Linked DNA regions of Homo sapiens: region 1 is linked to region 2. Evidence: chromatin loops called from intact Hi-C (ENCODE). Cell type or tissue: CD14-positive monocyte. All regions are shown on one strand. Each heading gives the region's core, and the rest is flanking DNA. Links, peaks and the distances in the headings are about the cores only.

Evidence for each region. Peaks named below come from ENCODE experiments on the same cell type or tissue, not always from the same donor. Only the 100,000 strongest peaks of a DNase experiment are listed, where the experiment ranks them.
Region 1: a loop joins it to region 2, with 4 times the contacts of the local background. A loop is called at or near these places in 8 of 110 quality-filtered maps.

What each region holds. Positions count from the first base shown.
Region 1 is chr12:116,282,471-116,287,848 of GRCh38, forward strand. No RefSeq gene overlaps it. Among named protein-coding and RNA genes, the nearest start is that of MED13L, 7.5 kb to the left of the region's middle. In CD14-positive monocyte, for the core only: no CTCF peak of the experiment used is centred there; DNase peaks (open chromatin) are centred at 201 and 2,151; H3K4me3 peaks cover 2,719 bases; H3K27ac peaks cover 3,641 bases.
Region 2 is chr12:116,329,123-116,334,500 of GRCh38, forward strand. No RefSeq gene overlaps it. Among named protein-coding and RNA genes, the nearest start is that of MED13L, 54 kb to the left of the region's middle. In CD14-positive monocyte, for the core only: no CTCF peak of the experiment used is centred there; DNase peaks (open chromatin) are centred at 2,929, 4,959 and 5,239; H3K27ac peaks cover 1,124 bases.

The sequences.
Region 1 (5,378 bases), core at 89-5,088, 47 kb before region 2:
AAGATCCACAGAATTCTTACTCAATAGAGAAAGCAATGGGAGTTGATGAGAAACCTCAGGAGATAAGATTAAAAGAAAACAAAACAAAACCATCAACTGACTAACAGGAAGCAGCAAGGAACAAAGCTCACAGACGTCGCAGTCCAGTTCCCTCTGTCGCAGTCCAGTTCCCTCTGTGGAAGGCACCTGATAACCATCCTCATGACTTGGTTTCCCCATTTGTGAGATTGCCTGCTGCCCAGCGGGCAACTGAAGTCCCAGGTCTTAGAACGACAGGTTAGTTCCCTTTCATGGTTACTAAATGTAATGGCAGAGAGAAAATGGAAGCAAAAATATGACCAGAGGAGGAACCATCTATTAGAAAGACCGCAGGAAGCTGCCAGAGCTGCAGTGTGGGAGCATTTTGCAGGAGTTAAGAATGTCGCTTCAGAATAAGAGACACCTGGGTTCCAATCTCCGCTCTGTCGTGCTCTAGTTGTGCGGCCTCGAGCAGGTCATTTAACCCCTGTGACCCTCATTTCTTCCTGTGCATTGACCTCCCAGAGTGATAGCTCAGGGAAAGTTCTTAGCACAGTGCCTGACTCCAAAGGTGGTGATCAATACATTATAACCCTCACAGCCACTTGTGCATTCTTATACAGGAAGGAGCATCACCCAGTCATATCACATGAAGGGTTTTTCCCTGTATAACCTAAACTTTATTGGATTTATTTCATTGCAAATGACAAAAGTACAGAATGCCAGCTATAAAAATATACCAAGAAAAGGGGAATACTCTTCCCTCTACCCCACTGAGATAACCAAAGTTCACACGTGGTTGTAGATAATCACTCTCTTTCCTCCAGACTCATACCAACCAACACAACTTAAAGACACATTTCTAAGGGAATTTTTTTTTTTTTACTTTTTATGAAAATGGGATCGTGTCACATATATTACTTTGCAATCTGCTTTTTCCACTTAATAGTTTGTCACAAATACACCTCTAGACCTATATATCTGCATCTAACTCATTCTTTTATTAGTTGTGTAATGTTTCATAGAACATCTGTGCCATAATTTATCAATTATTCCCCTATTCCTGAACATTCAGGGATTTTCCAGTGTTTTCCTACTTTAAATAAGGGTGCAATAAATAGCCTTATCCATATATCCTTATGTACCGACAGTTTTATTCCTGTGGAATAAAATCCCCAAAATAGGATTGCTTTTTTATTGTTAATAAATGTGTGTTTTTATTGTTAATAAATACAGCCAGAAGACTTTCCCCCAAAGGTTGCAGCAATTCACATTTCACAGTCCCTGGAGCTATACAGGAAGAGTGTACACTTCCTTACAATTTTGCCAGCATTTGGATGTTGCCAAATCTTTTAAAATTGTTGCCAACCTGATAGGTGAAAAAATGGTATCGTTTGTTTGCTTTTTTTTTTTTTTTTTTTTGAGACAGAATCTCGCTCTGTCACCCAGGCTGGAGTGCACTGATGTGATCTTGGGTCACTGCAACCTCCGCCTCCTGGCTTCAAGAGATTCTCCTACCTAAGCCTCCCGAGTAGCTAGGGTTACAGGTGTGCACCACTACGCACGGCTAATTTTTGTAGTTCTAGTAGAGAGGGGTTTTTGCCATATTGGCCAGGCTGGTTTCAAACTCCTGACCTCAAGTGATCCGCCCACCTCGGCCTCCCAAAGTTCTGGGATTACTGATGTGAGCCACCGTGCCCAGCCTGCATTTGCTTTCCCTGAAACTCTAGTGAGGTTGATCTTCTCTTAGGCATTGCAACCATCTGCATTTCCTCTTGAGTTGTTTGCTGTTAGCAGCTTAAAACAAAAGAGAACCAAGTTCAGTTCCAATGAGACCAATAAGAAGCTTGGCACAATGACAGAACCTGGTCTTTGGTCACTCTCTCCTGGCATGGACAAGATAATTCATTCCATAATTGCATAAAGATTTTCTGAACATCTTTCATGCGGTAGGCTGATACTTTTCATTCCCTTTCATAATTCAATTTTTAAGTTGAGATGTTTCAAGTCTCCTCTTAAATGGTTTTATACCAATCGAGCTACGCTGTCTTGGGCAATAACAGTTTTGCTCATAACCACTAAGGATTTCCTAATTGTTCCAACCTCTCCCCTAAGACAGTATAGAGGATGAAGTAAAAACAACAGCAGTTATCGCCGATTTGGAGAGGCAGTGTCTGCAGGTCACTGGTTGAGGCATGAGTAAGAGCAAGTGCTTTAGAGCTGGACAAGACCTGGTTCAAATCCCAGCTCTGCCATTACTCTTCTGACCACCTTGGGCTGTGATTTAAACTCTCTGTACCTGGCTTTTCTCATCCCTAAAGCAAGGTCATGTTCATACCAGCCTCCTAGAACTATTGTGGCCATTCAGTGAGTTACTGTACACAAAGCACTTGGTACCTGCCTGATACATAGTAAGTGTTAATACATGTCAGCTTTATCATTAACCTCCAGAGCTCCTTTTTATAAAACAAAGGAGGAGGACGAACTCCAAGAAACACCACCAAAGAAGTAATTTAAGCAATTATTTGAGTTGCTAGCAGTTCCAATGAGATTAATTTAACTGGATTTAGTGGCATTTTGCCTACACCTTTTGTACACTTAAGAAGGCCTCTTTGCCTGGGGTAATGCTGATTCTAGTAGCCCACAATGAATTGCTTTCAAATAGCCCATCATAAAGCCTAAGGAAGTTCTGAACAGTGTCCCCTGATATTTTTCTTTGATGACACTGCTGCTGTTTGACCAAAAAAGGGGTGAACTATATTTCTATATTTATACTTTTTTTGGCCTCCACTAAGTTTCTTACACATTGCAGGCTATGGCCATCACAGGTGGTGAAATGTGTCACCTGGAACTAAATTCTGCTTTCTCTGGACAGACATATATATACACACACACACACACATACACCAGAAACCTGAATGGTCCCAATGTACAACAGCCAACTCAGGTTTTAGGGGAACAAAATCATTTTTAAGAAAAGAGAGTGAGATCGTGCCATGGCACTACAGCCTGGGTTACAGAATGAGACTCTGTCTTTTAAAAGAAAGAAAGAAAGAAAGAGAGAGAAAGAAAGAAAGAAGAAAGAAAGAAAGAAATAAAGGAAAGAAGGAAAGAAAGAAAGAAAGAAAGAAAGAAAGAAAGAAAGAAAGAAAGAAAGAAAGAAAGAAAGAAAGAGAAAAGAAAAGAAAAAAGAAAAGAAAAGAAAAGGAGAGTGTTCATGAGGTGTAGATTCTCTAACTTTTTTTCTCCAGGGGTGTGTAAGTGTGAGTTCAAGGCTCATGAAAGTAAGGGGCTGTCCAGGTGGCCCTGAGCCAGGTCTCACTCTGGTAGGGAAGATGCCAACTTCTCTGCCAACTCTGCCAGAACATCTCACCCTTTCTGTTTTCTATGCCCCAGGCCAGGTCTAAGCGCCCAGGCTCCCAGAGGGGCTTTGTAAGGAAGACAAATGTCTCTTTAACGGTGGCCTTAATTAGGGATTTCAGCAAGGTCTGGATGGGTAGGAAGGCAACTGATCTAGCCACCCTACCCTGGCAATACTCCTCTTTGAGTACCCATATCCAGGTCCTGGCATGTTAGACAAAGGCCACCATCCTCCAGGGATCACACACAGTTCCTCCAAACTCTCTGGCACCTTGAGTCCTCAGGCCTGAGAAGACAGTTCTTTTTTTTTTTTTTTTTTTTTTTTTTTGAGACAGAGTCTCACTCTGTCGCCCAGGCTGGAGTGCAGTGGCGCAATCTCAGCTCACTGCAAGCTCCGCCTCCCAGGTTCACGGCATTCTCCCGCCTCAGCCTACCGAGTAGCTGGGACCACAGGCACCCGCCACCAAGCCCGGCTAATGTTTTTTTTTTTTGTATTTTTAGTGGAGACGGGGTTTCGCCATTCACAGGATGGTCTCGATCTCCTGACCTTGTGATCCGCCTGCCTCGGCCTCCCAAAGTGCTGGGATTACGGGCTGAGCCACCGCACCCGGCCAAGAAGACATTTCTTGTTCTCAAGCACAGGTGTACTGGCTTCCTGCTGGCTGGGTCCCTGCCCCCGGGGCCAGATCTTGCTTTCTGCAACAGATCTTTTATTTAAAAGCACCCCTGCCCAGGCGCAGTGGCTCACACCTGTAATCCCAGCACTTTGGAAGGCTGAGGCGAGCGGATCACTTGAGGCCAGGAGTTTGAGACCAGCCTGGCCAACATGGTGAAACCCCATCTCTACTAAAAATACAAAAATTAGCCGGGCGTGGTGGCGCATGACTGTAATTCCAGCTCTTCGGGGGGCTGAGGCATTGAACCCAGGAGGCAGAGGTTGCTGAGCCGAGATTGTACCACTGCACTCCAGCCTGGGCAACAGAGCGAGATTCTATCTCAAAAAACAACAAAACAAAAACAAAACACCACACGTGAAATTCAAGTCATCCCTTTGTCTTCCCTTTGCCCCAGTGACAGGTTTCTTGGGCTTCTCTAGTCACGTGGGTACTAAATTCTCATCAAAGGTGATGCAAGCAGGGGAGCTCACCTCTCCTGCTTGGGTCTCAGTTTTCCCTTCTTAAAATGGACTGCCAAGCCGGGCGCGGTGGCTCACGCCCGTAATCCCAGCACTTTGGGAGGCCGAGGCGGGTGGATCACGAGGTCAGGGGTTCGAGACCAGCCTGACCAACATGGTAAAACCCCATCTCACTAAAAATACAAAAATTAGCTGGGCGTGGTGGCAGGCGCCTGTAGTCCCAGCTACATGGGAGGCTGAGGCAGGAGAATGGCGTGAACCCGGGAGGCGGAGCTTGCAGTGAGCCGAGATCATGCCACTGCACTCCAGCCTGGGTGACAGAGCGAGACTCCGTCTCAAAAAAAAAAAAAAAAAAAAAAAAAAAAAAAAAAAAAAAAAAAAAAAAAAAGGTGGACTGCCAAACTCTTAGGATGTTGGAGAATCATCATCAATTGGTTTTTTAAATTGTGAGCACAATTTCTCTATTTTCAGATGCGCTGACTGCAAGAGTCTATCGTGGATGGAAATGGAGTTTGTGTATAGAGTCACTCTGTTGCTGCTGTCGGTACAGATCGCTTCCCCAAGGAAATAAATTACATTTCATTCTCTATATATTGTTTACTTTATAGTCTCTTGATCTTACTTTGCTGACTTCTTGTTGTAGATTTTTCAGTAGCTTGCTTCCCACTTAATCACAACAGGTTCTGTAAATGTTAGCAAGTTGTGTTATGGGGATTTGCTACCAGCATTTCACAACGGTTACTGAACATATAAACCCCTTCTTTATTCTACCAAAAAAAAAAAAGCCTTAGTAAATATTCCCCTCACTTACAAAAAAATATAGACCCCTAAAATGATTTCCCAATGAGCAGATTTTATTTCATGT
Region 2 (5,378 bases), core at 307-5,306:
TATATAACCCAAATTGTGTTTCTCTTCCAAAATATATAACACAAGTGGTCCAAACATGTATTAACTAACTGTCAAAACAAAACAGATCATTTTATTTGAAGCTACAAAAAGACTGGAGTATTGGCAGTTACTCTGAAATAATGGTGATCATGCTTGCCATATCATAGTGGCATTATACATTTGCTATGACACCTTCTCCATATAGCTGGGTGCTTCTTGAGGTCAGGGACTGACTTAAACCCTTAGACTTAGTCTCTTAGACTCACTTAGACCTTGGTACCATGCTAAATTTGTCGAGATACTAAATAATACGTGAATGCACTTTCTAGTTTTTTGTTTTTTTTTTTTTTTGAGACGTGGTTTTAGCCTGTTGCCCAGGCTGGAGTGCAATGGCACAATCTCGGCTCACTGAAACCTCTGCCTCCTGGGTTCAAGCAATTCTCCTCCCTCAGCCTCCCTAGTAGCTGAGACTACAGGCGCACGCCACCACACCTGGTTAATTTTGTATTTTTCGTAGAGATGGAGTTTCTCCATATTGTTCAGACTGGTCTCGAACTCCCAAACTCAGGTGATCCGCCCATCTAGGCCTCCCAAAGTGCTGGGATAGCAGGCGTGAGCCACCACGCCCGGCCGATTCTAGTTTGTTTGTTTGGTTGGTTGGTTGGTTTGAGACGGAGTCTGGCTCTGTTGCCCAGGCTGGAGTGCAGTGGCATGATCTCAGCTCACTGCAAGCTCCACCCCCTGGGTTCACGCCATTCTCCTGCCTCAGCCTCCCAAGTAGCTGGGACTACAGGCACCCACCACCACGCCTGGCTAATTTTTTTTGTATTTTTTAGTAGAGATGGGGTTTCACCGTGTTAGCCAGGATGGTCTCGATCTCCCGACCTCATGATCCACCCGCCTCAGCCTCCCAAAGTGTTGGGATTACAGGTGTGAGCCACCGCGCCTGGCCTCTAGTTTTTTTTTTAATTTATTTTTTGTAGAGATGGGTTCTCACTATGTTGCCCAGGCTGGTCTCAAACTCCTGACCTCAAGGATCCTCCCACCTCAGACACCCAAAGTGCTGGGATTACAGGTGTGAGACACCACACCTGGCTATGAATGCACTTAAAATCTAACAACTATGTGCACTTAATCTTCATCTCTCAGCAACTGTCGGTGGTGAATATTTTCAAGATCCTCTTTTTCATAGGAAGAGACTAACGCTGAAGGAGATGAAGTGACCAGCCCTGGGTCACCCCCTGGTAAACTGTGGTTCCAGGCTTTGGACTCAAGTCTCATGCTTGGAACTCCAGCTCTCATACTTTTTAACATTTTTACCAGGTAAAAGTGGGTTGGGAACCCCAGATGCCAAATGTGGCCCGATGTCTACCATTTCCAAACTGTCTTAATATGAAGCAGAATTAAATATAGGGAATTGGGCCGGGTTCGGTGGCTCATGACTGTAATCCTAGCACTTTGGGAGGCCGAGGTGGGTGGATTGCCTGAGCTCAGGAGTTTGAGACCAGCCTGGGCAAGCTGGTGGAACACTGTCTCTACTAAAATACAAAAAATTAGCCAGGCGTGGTGCATGCCTGTAATCCCAGGCTGAGGCACAAGAATTGCTTGAACCCGGAAGGCAGAGGTTGCAGTAAGCCAAGATGGCACCACTGCACTCCAGCCTGGGGGACAGAGTAAGACTCTGTCTCCAAAAAAAAAAAAAAGAAAAAAGAAAAAAAATTAAACACAGAAAATTGTCATAAGCCTTTAATGTACACGGACTCAGTCACGTATGCTTGTGAAGAGAAAGCAAGCATAATATAAGTACAGGCAGTTTGCTTCTGCAGGCTGTGGAATGGGAGCATGTCCAGGGTGAGGTTAGGGTGGCAGCTGCAGATGGCTGATCCTTCACCAGTCTCAGGAATCACCAGCTTCTTTTCCCATGTGGCCCTTTGCTGCCCTAAGTAGGAGTCCAGTGTTTATGCATGTTTTTACAATATTGAAAGATTAACATTTCTCCTACAATTTGACCTCTAAATACAAGGAAATAGCTTCATCTGGTTCGCAACCAAATAATAACGTGGGATCAGCTGGCTGGGCAGGACTTACTGTATTTAGAAATGATCTATGGATGGCCAGTGTGGCTGCTTCCTATGGGATTTGTGAGGGAATTTTGGGATATATGTAACTGTATTAGGGTTCTCTAGTGGGACAAGACTAATAGGATAGATGTATATATAAAGGGGAGCTTATTAAGGAGTATTGACTCACACGATCACAAGGTGAGGTCCCACAAGAGGCCGTCTGCAAGCTGAGGAGCCAGGAAGCCAGTCTGAGTCCCAAAACCTCAAAAGTGGGGAAGCCAGTAGGGCAGCCTTCAGTCTATGGTCAAAGGTCCCAGAGCCCCTGGCAAACCACTGGTGTAAGTCCAAGAGTCCAAAAGCTGAAGAACTTGGAGTCCGATGTTCCAGGGCAGGAAGCATCCAGCACAGGAGAAAGATGAGGCTGGAAGACTCAGCCAGTCTAGTCTTTCCATGTTCTTTTGGCTGCTTTTATCCTAGCCGTGCTGGCAGCTGATTAGATGGTGCCCACCCAGTTTGAGGTTGGGTCCGCCTCTCCCAGTCAGATGTTAACAGACACACTGAGGAATAATGCTTTGCATCCTTCAATCCGATCAAGTTGAGAATTAATATTAACCATCACAGTGACCATCGCCAAAAATCACCATGCTGATTTTGGATCCCAAGGTATACCTGAGAAGTATTGGGGAAACATCAAAACCAGACACAGATTAAAATAAGAAAGAAAGACAACTTTGACATTTTTTTGAGTGCTAGACATTCTTCTGTGAAGTTCCTGTGTACTAACTCATTTAGTCATCAGAACATGACTATTAGGTAGGTACTATCATTATCCTTCCCATTTCACAGATGAAGCAACGGATGCACAGAGAGATTCAGGAACTTGCCCAAGGACCTGGTTAGAGTGACAGAACCATGATTTGAATGCAGATAGACTAGGCCTACCACACTACACCACATTCCTATCTCCTTAACCAGACAGTGATCTCCAGGAAACTTGAATTAGGGTTCCTCATCTTTTCATCTTCTCTAGGTCTGGCCCTGACCTGTGATCACTGGGAATTCAATAAAGGCTCGCTTCAACTTGAATTGACTTCTTCGATTGTTGACTATCCTTTAAAACATTTTGACAAAAGAAAAAGAACAACTGCCCAGGAACTCAGCATTTAGAGGCAATCTATAGCTTCTTAAACACAGCAAAAGGGGTGGAAACAGGATAATAAAATGAAATATAAATAGCTTCACCATTATCCGTAGAACCCATTATGAAGCATAACAGTGGCTGGTCTCTCTCACTCTCTCTAAAATACAACCTCTTTGCAATGTTTTGTTTCTGTTACTGTTTCTGCTCGGGTAAAAGGATTACAAATAAAGGGTTAAACGTTTTAGTGAGAATTGTATTAATTGGGCCAGAGGTTGAATGTAGGCCTATATTTGTGCTAACGCTGAAAAACGTTTTGCAAAGCCATATCATGTATTTGAGGTAGCAAGGGAAAGGCTTAGCCTACTCAAGATGACTGTGTTTTGTTTTTTTGTTTTTTTGTTTTTGAGACAGAGTCTCCCTCTGTCACCCAGGCTGGAGTGCAGTGGCCTGATCCCGGATCGCTGCAACCTCCACCCCCAGGGTTCAAGCAATTCTCCTGCCTCAGGCTCCTGATTAGCTGGGACTACAGGCATGCGCCACCACGCCCAGCTAATTTGTTTTTGTATTTATGGTAGAGATGGGGTTTCACCATGTTGGCCAGGCTGGTCTTGAACTCCTGGCCTCAGGTGATCCACCCGCCTCGACCTCCCAAAGTGCTGGGATTAAATGCGTGAGCCACCGCGCCCAGCCAAGATGACTGTTTTCAAGCAAGTTGACAACCACTTTGCCAGAGCTCCTTTAATGAGCTAATTACAAAGGGCTCTTAGGTGTCCTCTGAAGCCAGTTCTGGAGGAGCTCCACTTAAGAGACACTGAATGAGTCATTAGCACCTGAAATACTGTACACACTGTTGGCTCTTGGAACATATAATGGAATTAATGTTTTTGCCACTTCAGACTGATCTTCTGTAGTAGTCAGGACGTTTTCAGTTGTAAGCAACAGAAAACCAATTCAAATTGGCTTACACAGAGAGGAGTGTTTTCGAGCATTAGGCATGGCTGAAACTCTGTGCTTAAAGGCTATCAGCAGGAATCTGACTGTGTCCATTTCTTGGCTTTTCTTCCTTTGTGTTTGTTCCATTCTTAAGCAGGCTTTCTCTAAATGGTGTTAAAACTGTTTCTAGCAGTTTCAGCCTCGTACACCATCACCTAGCGCCCCAGTGGAAAGAGAGCATCTACTTGTCAATAACTCTAGCAAGAATCCCAGGGCTAAGATTCCTTGACTCTGATTGCCTTAGCTTGGGTTACATGCCCACCCTCGAGCCAATCCTGGTGGCCAGAACAATGTAATAGTCTTATTGGTCAGAACTGAGTCAAACCAAGACATGGGTGGGCCCCATTGAATCACGCTTCTAGATGGAAGGAGGTAGTTTCCCAGATAAATATCCAGGTTCAGATGCCAGATGATGGGATTGGGAGGTGAGGGGGATTGGAGACTGGGCCGGCAAAACCAATGAATGTCCCTGGAACCTTCCCTCTAAATAATTTCCAACAAGCAAGGTGTTACCAAACTGAGGGACTTCATATGGTTTATAAGCAAAACTTAGATATTTGCTTAGATATCTGAGGTTTAAAACATGGCCTATATTGGCTACAACATTTTGGAAATATTTTCTGCAAATTGCACTCACCCACATGGCTTGAAGTTTGGGGGTTTTCCTTTTTTCTTTTATTAAAGAAAAAAAATTGTTTTAATTCTTGGAACAAGTCCTTAAGAAAAAGAGGAACAGAAATGCCACAACATGATTTGAAACAGACGACTCCGAGAGCAAAATTTGCGTGGCAAATTAGCACACAGTTGACATTCCTTCTGTCCTGATGACATTTCTGATGTTGAATAATATTCCTGGGGTTCCTCTCTAAACTATTATGCCTTTTATTTTTTATGTTAATGACTTTGTTCCTAATTACAATAGCAATACCTGCCTAATTGAGAAAGAATTGAATGTATCAAGAAAGCACCCACAGTGAGCTAACATACACACACACACACACACACACACACACACACACACACATACATACTGTTCATTGCCCAACATTCTAGTTAGGAACATCTGTTTAATAAGTGTCATGCCCTAGGTGTTAGATAGTCGCTGTCCTAGTCCCATTTCACAGATGGATAAGCTGAGGCTCACAGTATTCAAGCTGTTAAGTACCAGAGCTAAGAATTCA